2 separate regions of the Homo sapiens genome follow, and region 2 is linked to region 1. The links are chromatin contacts, found by Hi-C or POLR2A ChIA-PET in ENCODE. All regions are on one chromosome and are shown on one strand. The core of a region is the stretch at or near the end of the contact, and the rest is flanking DNA. Distances in the headings are between cores, read along the strand shown.

Evidence for each region. Hi-C counts contacts between places; a loop is a spot of excess contacts on that map. ChIA-PET counts read pairs that join two places held with the same protein, here RNA polymerase II (POLR2A). Pooled maps may share reads with other maps.
Region 2: a pooled map shows a loop between it and region 1 (4-fold over the local background). The contact joins the promoter of DNAJC4 here to the promoter of WDR74 in region 1. A Hi-C loop is called at or near these places in 4 of 37 single-sample maps with no recorded cell type and 10 of 50 pooled maps. POLR2A ChIA-PET finds 5 or more read pairs at or near these places in 4 of 52 experiments (BJ, CD4-positive, alpha-beta memory T cell, activated naive CD8-positive, alpha-beta T cell and 1 more).

What each region holds. Positions count from the first base shown.
Region 1 is chr11:62,834,327-62,841,174 of GRCh38, reverse strand. It overlaps WDR74 (WD repeat domain 74), which reads left to right and starts at 1,585. Exons shown (of 11, transcript NM_001369450.1): 1 at 1,585-1,668; 2 at 1,747-1,853; 3 at 1,940-2,061; 4 at 5,139-5,214; 5 at 5,334-5,480; 6 at 5,643-5,744; 7 at 6,648-6,748; 8 at 6,844-6,848. The coding sequence starts at 1,605. RefSeq lists enhancers at 392-561, 1,192-1,331, 1,402-1,741, 1,802-1,921, 2,032-2,161 and 1 more and a silencer at 212-261.
Region 2 is chr11:64,227,162-64,231,797 of GRCh38, reverse strand. DNAJC4 (DnaJ heat shock protein family (Hsp40) member C4) reads right to left here and starts at 1,250. Exons shown (of 6, transcript NM_005528.4): 1 at 858-1,250. The coding sequence starts at 943. It overlaps NUDT22 (nudix hydrolase 22), which reads right to left. Exons shown (of 6, transcript NM_032344.4): 3 at 4,132-4,230; 4 at 2,454-2,551; 5 at 2,227-2,320; 6 at 1,782-1,948. The coding sequence ends at 1,808. LOC124902687 (a long non-coding RNA gene) reads left to right here and starts at 428. Exons shown (of 2, transcript XR_007062713.1): 1 at 428-630; 2 at 1,761-2,652. RefSeq lists a silencer at 850-909 and an enhancer at 4,346-4,636.

The DNA of each region.
Region 1 (6,848 bases), core at 336-2,835:
CAGCGAATTTTTATACTTTTAATAGAGACGGGGTTTCACCATGTTGGCCAGGGTGGTCTCCATCTCTTGACCTTGTGATCCGCCCGCTTCAGCCTCCCAAAGTGCTGGGAATACAGGCGTGAGCCACCGCGCCCGGCCTGTTTTGTATTTTTAGTGGAGACAGGGTTTCACAACGTGTTAACCAGGATGGTCTCGATCTCCTGAGCTCGTGATCCGCCCGCCTCGGCCTCCCAAAGTGGTGGGATTACAGGCGTGAGCCACCGCGCCCGGCCTGGTTTCGCGTTTGATGTGTTAAACCTAGGTCGCGCTCGGGGTTTCAAGCGTGAAATCCTAGCACTTCGGGAGGTTGGGGCGGGCGGATTGGGTAATTCCAGCCTGACTAACATGGTGTGAAAAATCCCGTCTTCACTAAAAAACCAAAAGAAAAGTGAATCAGGCCTGGTGGCGGGCGCTCTAGCCTGAGAGACAGAGCAAGATTCCATCTCAAAAAATAAATAAATCTTCGCGTTAGATAAAGGGTTTACTTGTAAACTGGTAATTTGTTGCTTTTCTGTGTTAATCTCTAGGTAAAGTAGCGACTTCCCTCTCCTATTTACGCATGCGCTATTACTGTATTTCTACTGAGCGATGACTTTCTCTGCGTTTCTCATGTAGCATAGCACAGAGTACTTTTAGTTGTTTTTGTTTTTTTTTTTTGAGACGGAGTCTCTGACGCCCAGGCTGGAGTGCAGTGGCGCAATCTCGGCTCACTGCAAGCTCCTCCTCCCGGGTTCACGCCATTCTCCTGCCTCAGCCTCCGGAGTAGCTGGGACTACAGGCGCCCGCCACCACGCCCGGCTAGTTTTGTTTTTGTATGTTTAGTAGAGACGGGGATTCACCGTGTTAGCCAAGATGGTCTCGATCTCCTGACCTCATGATCCGCCCGCCTCGGCCTCCCAAAGTGCTGGGATTACAGGCGTGAGCCACCGCGCCTCGCTGTCCGCCTCTTGAAGAGTAAACGAGGCCGGGCGCGGTGGTTTAGTAATACCAGCTGTAATCCCAGCTACTTGGGAGGCTGAGGCAGAAGAATCGCTTGAACCCGGGAGGCGGAGGTTGAGGTGAGAGGAGATCGCGCCATTGCACTCCAGCCTGGGCAACAAGGGCGAAGTTCTCTCAAAAGAAAAAAAAAATCGTCGGTTTCCTTTTCCCATCTTTCTTTCGTGACTTATATTCCAGAACGAAGCCCCACACATCATTAATGATTTGAATCGTTTCTAAAGTGTTTCTTAAATCGTTTCTTAAATCGTTTGTTGTTTCTTGTCTAACAGTCCAGAACACATATTACATAATGGAGCCGGGAGACAGACTAGGGCTGGCTTGATCCGGCCACGCAGTCCAGGAAAGGTGCTTTTCACCCCCAAGTGCAAAATGATCAATGTATTCTTCCGATCTACATAAACAAGCACCTCCTGGTTTCATTTTCGTAAAGCAAAACAAGCATGGAAGCTTTACTGTTTCGGCTCTTCAAACTTCCAGCAACTACACTGCGCTGCATCGGACTCGACGCCCGCTGGTGACGCACACGCTGCGCCGGAAGTGTGAACTGTCTGCCTCCAGGCTTTGTCATGGCGGCTGCTGCTGCACGCTGGAACCATGTGTGGGTCGGCACCGAGACTGGGATCTTGAAAGGTGGGTGGCAGGCTCGGGCGTCGGGAAGTGCAGGGGTGCACTCGCGCCCCTGGCGTGACTGACGCCTTCGTCTCTCAGGGGTAAATCTTCAGCGAAAACAGGCGGCGAACTTCACGGCCGGAGGACAGCCGCGGCGCGAGGAGGCAGTGAGCGCCCTGTGTTGGGGCACCGGCGGCGAGACCCAGGTGAGTGGCCCCTGGTCGGGCCGGAGCTGGGGGCCTGGGGCGCAGCAGCCTCGCTCTCCTCGCCATCTTGCCCTTCTTTGCCGCAGATGCTGGTGGGCTGCGCGGACAGGACGGTGAAGCACTTCAGCACCGAGGATGGCATATTCCAGGGTCAGAGACACTGCCCGGGCGGGGAGGGCATGTTCCGTGGCCTCGCCCAGGCCGACGGGTAAGACCAATCCCCTCGCTAAACTCAGGGCCGAAGGGAGAGCGTTGATGCTCCCTGAGGATACTGGAATGATGGCGACAGGCAAACTCTTAGTGACACGGCTTTGAATGGGTGACAGGGACCTGGGTTTCTGCCTTATGTAGTTCATACCTGTAACACACATTTATTGAACACCTACTGAATTCCAGGCACTGGGAGAAGTACAGGGGCTGCCGGTAAAATTTCTGCCTTCAAAAAGTTCTCATCCTCTAAGGTTTTTCACCTGACTCCATTATAATCCTCTAAGTAACCATGGGCAAGTCATTTAATAGTTTTGTGTGTGTGTGTGTTTGTTTTTTGTTTTTTTTTTTTTTGGAGACGGAGTTTTCGCTCTTGTTGCCCAGGCTGGAGTGCAGTGGCGCGATCTCGGCTCACTGCAACCTCCGCCTCCCGGGTTCAAGCGATACTCCTGCCTCAGCCTCCCAAGTACCTGGGATTACAGGCGTCTGCCACCACGCGCGGCTATTTTTGTATCTTTAGTAGAGACGGGGTTTCACCGTATTGGCTAGGCTGGTCTCGAACTCCTGACCTCAGGTGATCCACCTGCCTCGGACTCCCAAAGTGCTGGGATTACAGGCGTGAGCCACTGTGCCTGCTTGTCATTTAATAGTTTTAAGCAAGGCTGGGTGTGGTGGCTCATGCCTGTCATCCCAGCACTTTGGAAGGCCGAGATAGGTGGATCACTTGAGGTCAGGAGTTCAAGACCAGCCTGGCCAGCACGGTAAAACCCCTTCTCTACTAAAAAAATACAAAAATTATCCGGGTGTGGTGGCTCATGCCTGTAATCCCAGCTACTTGGGAGGCCGAGGCTGGAGAATCGCTTGAATCCGTCCCGCAGAGGTTGCAGTGAGCAGAGATCGCACCAGTGCACTCCAGTCTGTGAAACAGAGCAAGACTCCATCTCAAAAAAAACAACAAAAAAAGTTTTAAGCATGCATTCATTAATTCATTATTAATTCATTTATATTTTTTGAGACAGAGCCTCACTGTGTCACCTAGGCTTGAGTGCAGTGGTGCATTCATGGCTCACTACAGCCTCAACCTCCCGGGGTCAAACGATCCTCCCGCCTCAACCTCCTGAGTACCTGGGACCACAGGCAGGTGTCACCCTGCCCAGCTAAATTTTTAAGTTTTTTATAGAGATGGGGTCTCACTGTGTGCCCAGGCCAGTCTCAAACTCCTGGGCTCAACTTGAGCTCAACCACCAACAAGGTGATGTAGCTCTGAAAGCAAAGATTAGGAAGGTGCTAAGTGGTTGGATGACTGGCCTTGCTTTCTTCCAAAGATGATGAAAGAGGGCTGTGAAGCAGGCTGCATAGGTTTGGTGGTGGTAATTCTGACAGGTGAGGTCTGGAAAGCCTGTGGGGGGGACTGGATGTCTGAACTGGTTCTTGAGGGATGGGTAGAATTTTGACTGGTGGAGAAGGGGATAAGGGTATTCTAGAAAGAGGGTACTGCCTGGGAGAGGCCAAGGACTGGAGGCATGCTACAGGGTACATAAATAGGATAAATAGCATTTGATTTGGAAGTTGATAACAAGGAAGCGTTTTTTTTTTTTTGTTTTTTGTTTTTTTTTTATATACGGAGTCTCACTCTGTTGCCCAGGCTGGAGTGCAGTGGCACAGTCTCGGCTCACTGCAACTTCTGCCTCCCAGGCTCAAGCGATTCTCTTGCCTCAGCCTCCTGAGTAGCTGGGATTACAGGCATCCGCCACCACGCCCAGCTAAGTTTTTTTTGTATTTTTATTAGAGACAGGGTTTCACTATGTTGGCCAGGCTAGTCTGGAACTCCTGACCTCAGGCAATCCGCCCACCTCAGCCTCCCAAAATGCTGGGATTACAGGCGTGAACCACTGCACCCGGCCAAGGAAGCATTTTAATACAAGATGAACACTATATTAGGTTGGGATTAAATGTAAAGGGCTTTAAGTGCTAGGTTGAGAGATGTGCACTTTTATTGGTGTTGGTGAGTTATTCATTTATTGTTTTTGTTTTTCTGAGAGACGGAGTCTTGCTCTGTCACTGAGGCTGAAGTGCAGTGGCATGATCTCGGCTCACTGCAACCTCCACCTCCCTGGTTCAGGCGATTCTCCTGCCTCAACTTCCCAAGTAGCTAGGACTACAGGCATGTACCACCACACCCAGCTAATTTTTGTATTTTTTAGTAGAGACAAGATTTCACTATATGTTGGCCAGGCTGGTCTGGAACTCCTGACCTCAGGTGATCTGCCTGCCTTGGCCTCCCAAAGTGCTGGGATTATAGGCGTGAGCCACTGTGCCTGGCCAAGTTATCAGTTTTTGAATAGGAAGTACCATAGTCAGCACTGGGAGCCTGTAGGAGTATGGAGGATGGATTGGAGACAGCAACTGGGAGACTTTTGCCACAGGTCAGGCAAGTCGATACAGAGCCCGAACCCAGCTAGGGAGGGTTGGCAGGTGTGAGAAAGAACATAGGCGCAGGCTGTGCAGATCCTGGGGAGAGACTTGCTTGGACTTCTCGGGAGGGATATTTTAAGCAAGAGACTGACATTTAGTGCCTGAAACTCAGAGCAAGGAACCCAAGAAGTTGGTGTTTGACTTTGACCAAGCCCTAAATTCAGACCAGCCCTAGTAAGCAACTCAAGATTCAGACAGACCAGTACAGCCAGATGCTAGACATAGCTGTGAACAGCAAAAGCACTCTGGAATATCACAGAGTTGATTTCTAGCTGTGGTTGTAACATAGCTGAGTGGCAAATTAGTTTCTCAGCGCTTCTATTTCCTCACTTGGTAAACCCTCACCCTGTTGAGAAAGTTGAATTAACAGATTAGGAAGCTGGAAGCTGTCAAGCCCTGCCTAGAGCCCAGTGACCTAGAGGCTTCCTTCTAAACTGGACTGTTAGTAGGGAATCTGGTTGATATGAGTTTGGGGCCTAGAGAATACTTTTATACTTTTTTTTTTCTTTAAACATTAGTCAACTGTAGTAGTAAGGAGGAGAGAAAGATTAGAACAAGGAGTTTAAGCACTTAAAAAATCCCAACTCTATCCTTTCTCTGCAGCACCCTCATCACATGTGTGGATTCTGGGATTCTCAGAGTCTGGCATGACAAGGACAAGGACACATCCTCTGACCCAGTGAGGCTCCCCTGCCCTGATGGTTGGGGGAGGTGGGCTGGGGTAGGTGCCTAATGATCACGCTGGGGAAGGGAGGATTAAGGACTCTGGAACGGACTCTTATCTCCTATTCTTTACAGCTCCTGGAACTGAGAGTGGGCCCTGGGGTGTGTAGGATGCGCCAAGACCCAGCACACCCCCATGTGGTTGCCACAGGTGGGAAAGAGAATGCTTTGAAGATATGGGACCTGCAGGGCTCTGAGGAACCTGTGTTCAGGGCCAAGAACGTGAGTGACAAGAGTGTGAAGGAGCTGTTCCTGAAGTCGAGGGAGGCTGAGGCCACTGACGATGCATTAGAGACTAGATGGACTTAGGGGGCGAAGGAGGGCTGAAAACAGGGGCACATCGAGCCCCCCATAGCCCTGTCCTCCATCTGCCCACCCCACCAGGTGCGGAATGACTGGCTGGACTTGCGGGTTCCCATCTGGGACCAGGACATACAGTTTCTCCCAGGATCACAGAAGCTTGTCACCTGCACAGGGTACCACCAGGTAAGGTGTCACCTCACACCTGCCTTCTCCTGGGATAAAGCAGCCTCCTGGAGAAATGGCCCCCACGGTTTGACACAACTGCTCTTCTCACCATTCTGAGTTCAGAGGAGCAAGCGCTTCCCCGTCTGTTCCAACCCTGTCCCTGAGCCCATGACCTTCCTCTACTGTATTCTAGGGTGGAGTTTCCTGAACTATGCCTGTTTTCCTCCCACCTGGAAGAGAGGAAAGGAGAGTGGATCCCCTTCACTGTGGGAATTATAGGGTGCAGGTGTCAGAGGACATTGGGCTGGGTGTTAAGAGAACTGGGTTCTGGTCCTGATGCAGCCTCTCTGATTTGCTTTGGGACCCAGGCCTGAGCCTCCCATCTCTGGCCTCAGCTCCTCAGCTTTACAGGAAGGGCCCGAATGGGGAATCTTTATGGTTTGTCTCATTTGAGGTCTTGAGACACGGGCGGGGCTGGGTCACTGTATTTGTCCTATTTTCTTTGCTTCTGCACATTGAAGTCTGATCTTGGTCATATGCCTCTGCTCAAAACACATATGAGGGCATCCTCTTTCCTCCTTCATTCAGGCTAACCCCTGCTTGAAATTTAGCACCTACTGACTACTAGACCAACTTGCTTTTCTGTCCCTCCATTTCCCCTAGATGGGAGTATGGGGGGATGGAATGCTCACACACTTCCAACCTAGGGGACCTCTCCCCTCAGCTCTGTCCATTTATGCTGCTAAGCAGCTCTCCTGACACCCTGATGCTCAGAGAAGAGGCATACATCTAAGATGAGAAAGTTTCTGGGAGTGGATCATAAATAAGAAAGCAGTGTGCAGGGAGGGGGTGAGGATGCAGAGACGCCAGAGGGTAGGTGCAGGGTGAGGATACTTTTGTGATGCTTCAGCCTTCCTCTAGGTCCGTGTTTATGATCCAGCATCCCCCCAGCGCCGGCCAGTCCTAGAGACCACCTATGGAGAGTACCCACTAACAGCCATGACCCTCACTCCGGGAGGCAAGTGAGTGTTTAGAGGGGAAGGGGTGGGAGGGTGGGGCTTGAGAAGGGCTCCAGGAGGTTACTGCTGATCCCACTTGCCTCTGGTCTCATCCTCAGCTCAG
Region 2 (4,636 bases), core at 1-2,500, 1.4 Mb before region 1:
CACCCTTCAACTCAGCCACCAGGAGCTGACAGGGCTGAAACAGGTCCCAGGACAGATCTGTCTCCAGATCAGCACCCCCTTTGGAGTGTTTCAGGCATAGTGCAGGTCAGGATTTCTCAAAGTGGAGTCCAAAAACTTGTTGGAAAAAACTGATTCCTGGACAGGCGCGGTGGCTCACGCCTGTAATCCAGCATTTTGGGAGGCCGAGGAGGGCGGATCACCTGAGGTCGGGAGTTCAAGACCAGCCTGACTAACATGGAGAAACCCTGTCTCTCCTAAAAATACAAAATTAGCCGGGCGTGGTGGTGCATGCCCGTAATCCCAGCTACTCGGGAGGCTGAGGCAGGAGAATCGCTTGAACCCGGGAGGCGGAGGTTGTGGTGAGCCGAGATTGCTCCATTGCACTCCAGCCTGGGCAACGAGCGAAACTCCATCTCAAAAAAAAAAAAAAAAAAGGAAAAAGAGAAAGAAACTGATTCCTGACCCCCACCCAATTGATTCCTCCAGTTCAGAATCTCCAGAGCAGAGCCCAGGAATCTGGATTTTGTACCCGACACCTCCCCATCTCCCACCCCCCACAGAGGGTTATGCACAGTGATACAGCGATGCTTGGAAACCACTAGAGCTGTGGTAAGAGCGTTGGGTTTGACCTGGACTCAAACTTCCTCCTCTGCCGCTTAAATCGGTGTATGACCTTGGGGGTCTTCTCTATCTCTGATCCTCAGCAGGGAAGGCGAGGGTTACCTGAGACAAACCTGGGAGCCTCCTGACACGGAGTAGAGACCACAACTAACTCAGCACGTAGGGCAAACAGAAACCCATTGAACAACCGGGCCGGCCCCCCGCGCCCAACTCACCGCTGCCCGGCGGCCGCTCCGAGGAGCCGGGAGGGAGGGTTGCGGGGCCACAGCCGGCACAGGCGCAGGGGCAGTAAGGGCGGCATGGCGGCGGGCGGGCAGCTGGGAAAGGAGGCTACCAAGAGCGCATTGGACCAGGATGGGGCTAGACTTCAAGCACCCGGGGGCAGAGGGAAGGGGCCTGGCCCGTTGTTCTGCAAAGGAAGACTGAAGCAGGCCCGGAGAGGGGGCGGTTCTTGCCCAGGACCAGACCCGCGTGTCCTTGGACCTGCCCCTTCCTCTGACCCGGGCATCCGCAGCCCTTCCCAGCGCTGGCTTCGGGGTCTGGCCACCCAGCCAGGGACCCCAAGACCCCGTTCCCACCCAGGGAACTTGGGGACGGGAGAAGGAGGGGCCACAACCAGGCCCCGCCCCCGCTGCTCACAGACCCGCGGCCGTCGCCATTTCCTGCGTCTATTCAGGCCCCGCCCTCACATTCTCATTGGCGTGGATGCCAAGACCACGTCCACCTGTCAGGAAAAAAAAAAAAATCGGTGGAGACCCCGCCCCTACATGTCTATTGGCCTTTGGTGCCTCCGGTCCCCCAGCCTGCGGACTCGCTGGACAGGCGCGGGCGCCCACCTGGGGAGCGGGCGGGACAGAGCCCGCTCTCTGCGGCTTTGTGACGTTTTCGGCCCGGCCACCGTGTCTCCGTTCCGCTGTTGCTCCCCTCTGCAGCGAGGTATATCTTACGGAGCTGCTTCCGCCCCGGAGCCTCTCTGGAGCCAGCAAAGAAAGGGAGGCACAGTTCTTATCCCCTGCTTGCAGAGGGGGACACAGGCTGGGCGGGTTTTTTTTTTTTTTTTTCCCAAGTCACTTGTCCTGCCTTACACACTCAGGGCCCATTGCTCCTCTCTGTTACAGAAATAGCAGATGCCAACGGAATCCAAGAATAAAGTCGTTTATTATTTTCAGAGCGGCGGGAGTAGGGCTGGGGACCCTAGGGCCGCTCCAGTGGGACTTCCCTGAACCCGGTTGTAGAGGATGATGGCGCCTTTGGCCGAGGGGCAGAGTTCAGCCCACATCTCCGTCTCGAGCAATCTCTGCACGTTCTGTGGGGAGACAACGAGACCCAGGCATTCAAGCTTGCCACTTCTCCTGCCAGGGCTGTGCCCAGAATTCCTGAGCCTCAGAGACCTCTGCACTGTCCTTAGGGAGGCATGTTAAGGGGCTGAACATGTCCCTGGACCTTTCCCTTGCACTGAGGGCAAATCTTGTGACTCTGGAGGGAATTGTGACCCAGCCAACACCTCCCCTACAAGATATGCATTGCCAGGCCTCTGCAGGCCCCAGCCCTGGCCTCCAAGCAAGATGGTTTGTCACTCTGCACCTGTGTCTCCACAAAGAAGATTCCTGTAGACTCGTGGGCCTCGGGTCCCCCACTCAGGTAGTGCTTCCTCACCTGCTCAGAAGTCAGGCTGCACCTGGACAAGAACACAAGGGTGGCTTAGTGGGTGACCAGCCCCTGCGGGGTACCTGTGGAGCCACAGCTGCCTCAGCCCACTCCTCACCACCCACCTTCCCAAGACCCAGGATCATGTACCCGAGCCTACTCACTGGACATAGAACTCGGCACTGGCTCGGCCAGCACTGGTCTCATTTCGGGCGATGCCCAACAGCAGGGGCTGGCTCAGGGTGAGCAGCGGCAGGTTCACCTGCGGTGGAGGGTGGGGTGGGGGGAGGTCCCACCTATCAATGCCACTGCCCACATCCCTGCCCGTCTCAATGAAAAACCGCCTGTTACCTGTGTACAGCATTTTATAGCTTGTAGATCAAGGACCCAGCATTACAGAATGTCAGATGATGGGCATGTTTGTTTTACAGGTACACCAAAACCAGAGAGATTGAACACGTTGCCCAAGGTCACCCAAGAGAAGTCAATTTAGTGACTGGGACTCCCACTTACTCCTTTTTCTTTTTTTCTTTTTTTGAGATGGAGTCTCGCTCTGTCGCCCAGGCTGGAGTACAGTGGCACGATCTCAGCTCACTGCAACCTCTGCCTCCCAGGTTAAAGTGATTCTCCTGCCTCAGCCTCCTGAGTAGCTGGGATTACAGGTGCACGCCACAACGCCTGGCTAATTTTTTGTATTTTTAGTAGAGATGGGGTTTCTCCATGTTGGCCAGGCTGGTCTCGAACTCCTGACCTCAGGTGATCCGCTGGCCTTGGCCTCCCAAAGTGCTGGGATTACAGGTGTGAGCCACCACACCCTGCCACACTTACTCCTTTTTCTTTTTTTTGAGACGGAGTCTCGCTTTGTCGCCCAGGCTGAAGTGCAGTGGCGCGATTTCGGCTCACTGCAACCTCCGCCTCCCGGGTTCACGCCATTCTCCTGCCTCAGCCTCCTGAGTAGCTGGGACTACAGGTGCCCGCCACCACGCCCGGCTAACTTTTGGTATTTTTAGTAAAGTCAGGGTTTCACCGTGTTAGCCAGGATGGTCTTGATCTCCTGACCTTGTGATCTGCCCACCTCAGCCTCCCAAAGTGCTGGGATTACAGGCATGAGCCACGGCGCCCGGCCACTTACTCCTTTTTCAACAGACTTGGGGAGTAGGCAAGATATTTATCATTGTTTCCATTGAAAAGAAGAATCCTTGGCGGGGCAAGGCATGAGAATCACTTGAACCCAGGAGGCGAAGGTTGCAGTGAGCCGATATGCCACCACTGCACTAGCCTGGGCAACAGAGCAAGACTCTGTCTCAAAAAGAAAAAAAAAAAAAAGAAGAAGAATCCGGCCTGGTGCAGTGGCTCACACCTGTAATCCCAGCACTTTTGGAGGCTGAGGCAGGCAGATCACGAGGTCAGGAGATCAAGACCATCCTGGCTAACAAGGTGAAACCCCATCTCTACTAAAAATACAAAAAAAATTAGCCAGGCATGGTGGCGGATGCCTGTAGTCCCAGCTACTCAGGAGGCTGAGGTAGGAGAATGGCGTGAACCCGGGAGGTGGAGCTTGCAGTGAGCAGAGATCGTGCCACTGCATTCCAGCCTGGGCAACAGAGCGAGACTCTGTCTAAAAAAAAAAAAAGAAAGAAAAAAGAAAAGAAGAAGAATCCAAGGCAGAGGGTACTGAGGGCTAGAATTCCACTCCAAGTATGTATAGCTGCAAAGCCAACTTCTTCCCTCATTGCTGGCCAGATGCCTGCAGGCCTCCTGCCAGCCCAGACCTGTAGAATTCTGGCAAGTCCTACCCCCTCCCTTCATGTCTACCACCCTGTCCAGGTCAACCTCACTCACCTCATCACAGATCTCCTGAAGGACACTGGAAAAGAGTTCATGTACCACCAGCTGCCCAGCGAGGTCCTGGTGCTGGGGGCTGCCACCAGGGCACAGGGCCTGTGAGAGGTCAGGCTCAGCCCCTGCTCCCCACCTCTTCCCCCTGCCCCATCTCAGGACCAGCAAGCCTATACCTGCTGGCCTTGAGGGTCTGATGTGGCACAGTGTAAGAGAGTTAGTGATCCTGAGTCTGGTGTCCTTTCCCTGACAGACAACCAGAGGTCCAGCTTCAAAGGAGATACACAGGGGGCAGGGGTGGAGTAGGGCATCTTCTTCCTGTGCCCAATCTTTCCTCCCGTGTTTTCTAGTTTCTCACAGGACTGGGGCAGGGGTCAGTGGGGAGGCAGGTGGACTGCCCTGAGCAAACTTCCAGAGAAATACCAGGCCAATTTTCCCTTTAAGGAATGAGGAAACCAAAGCTGGGAGGATTGGGAGGGTGGAGAGCTGCAGCTCCCTTGAGCTGTCT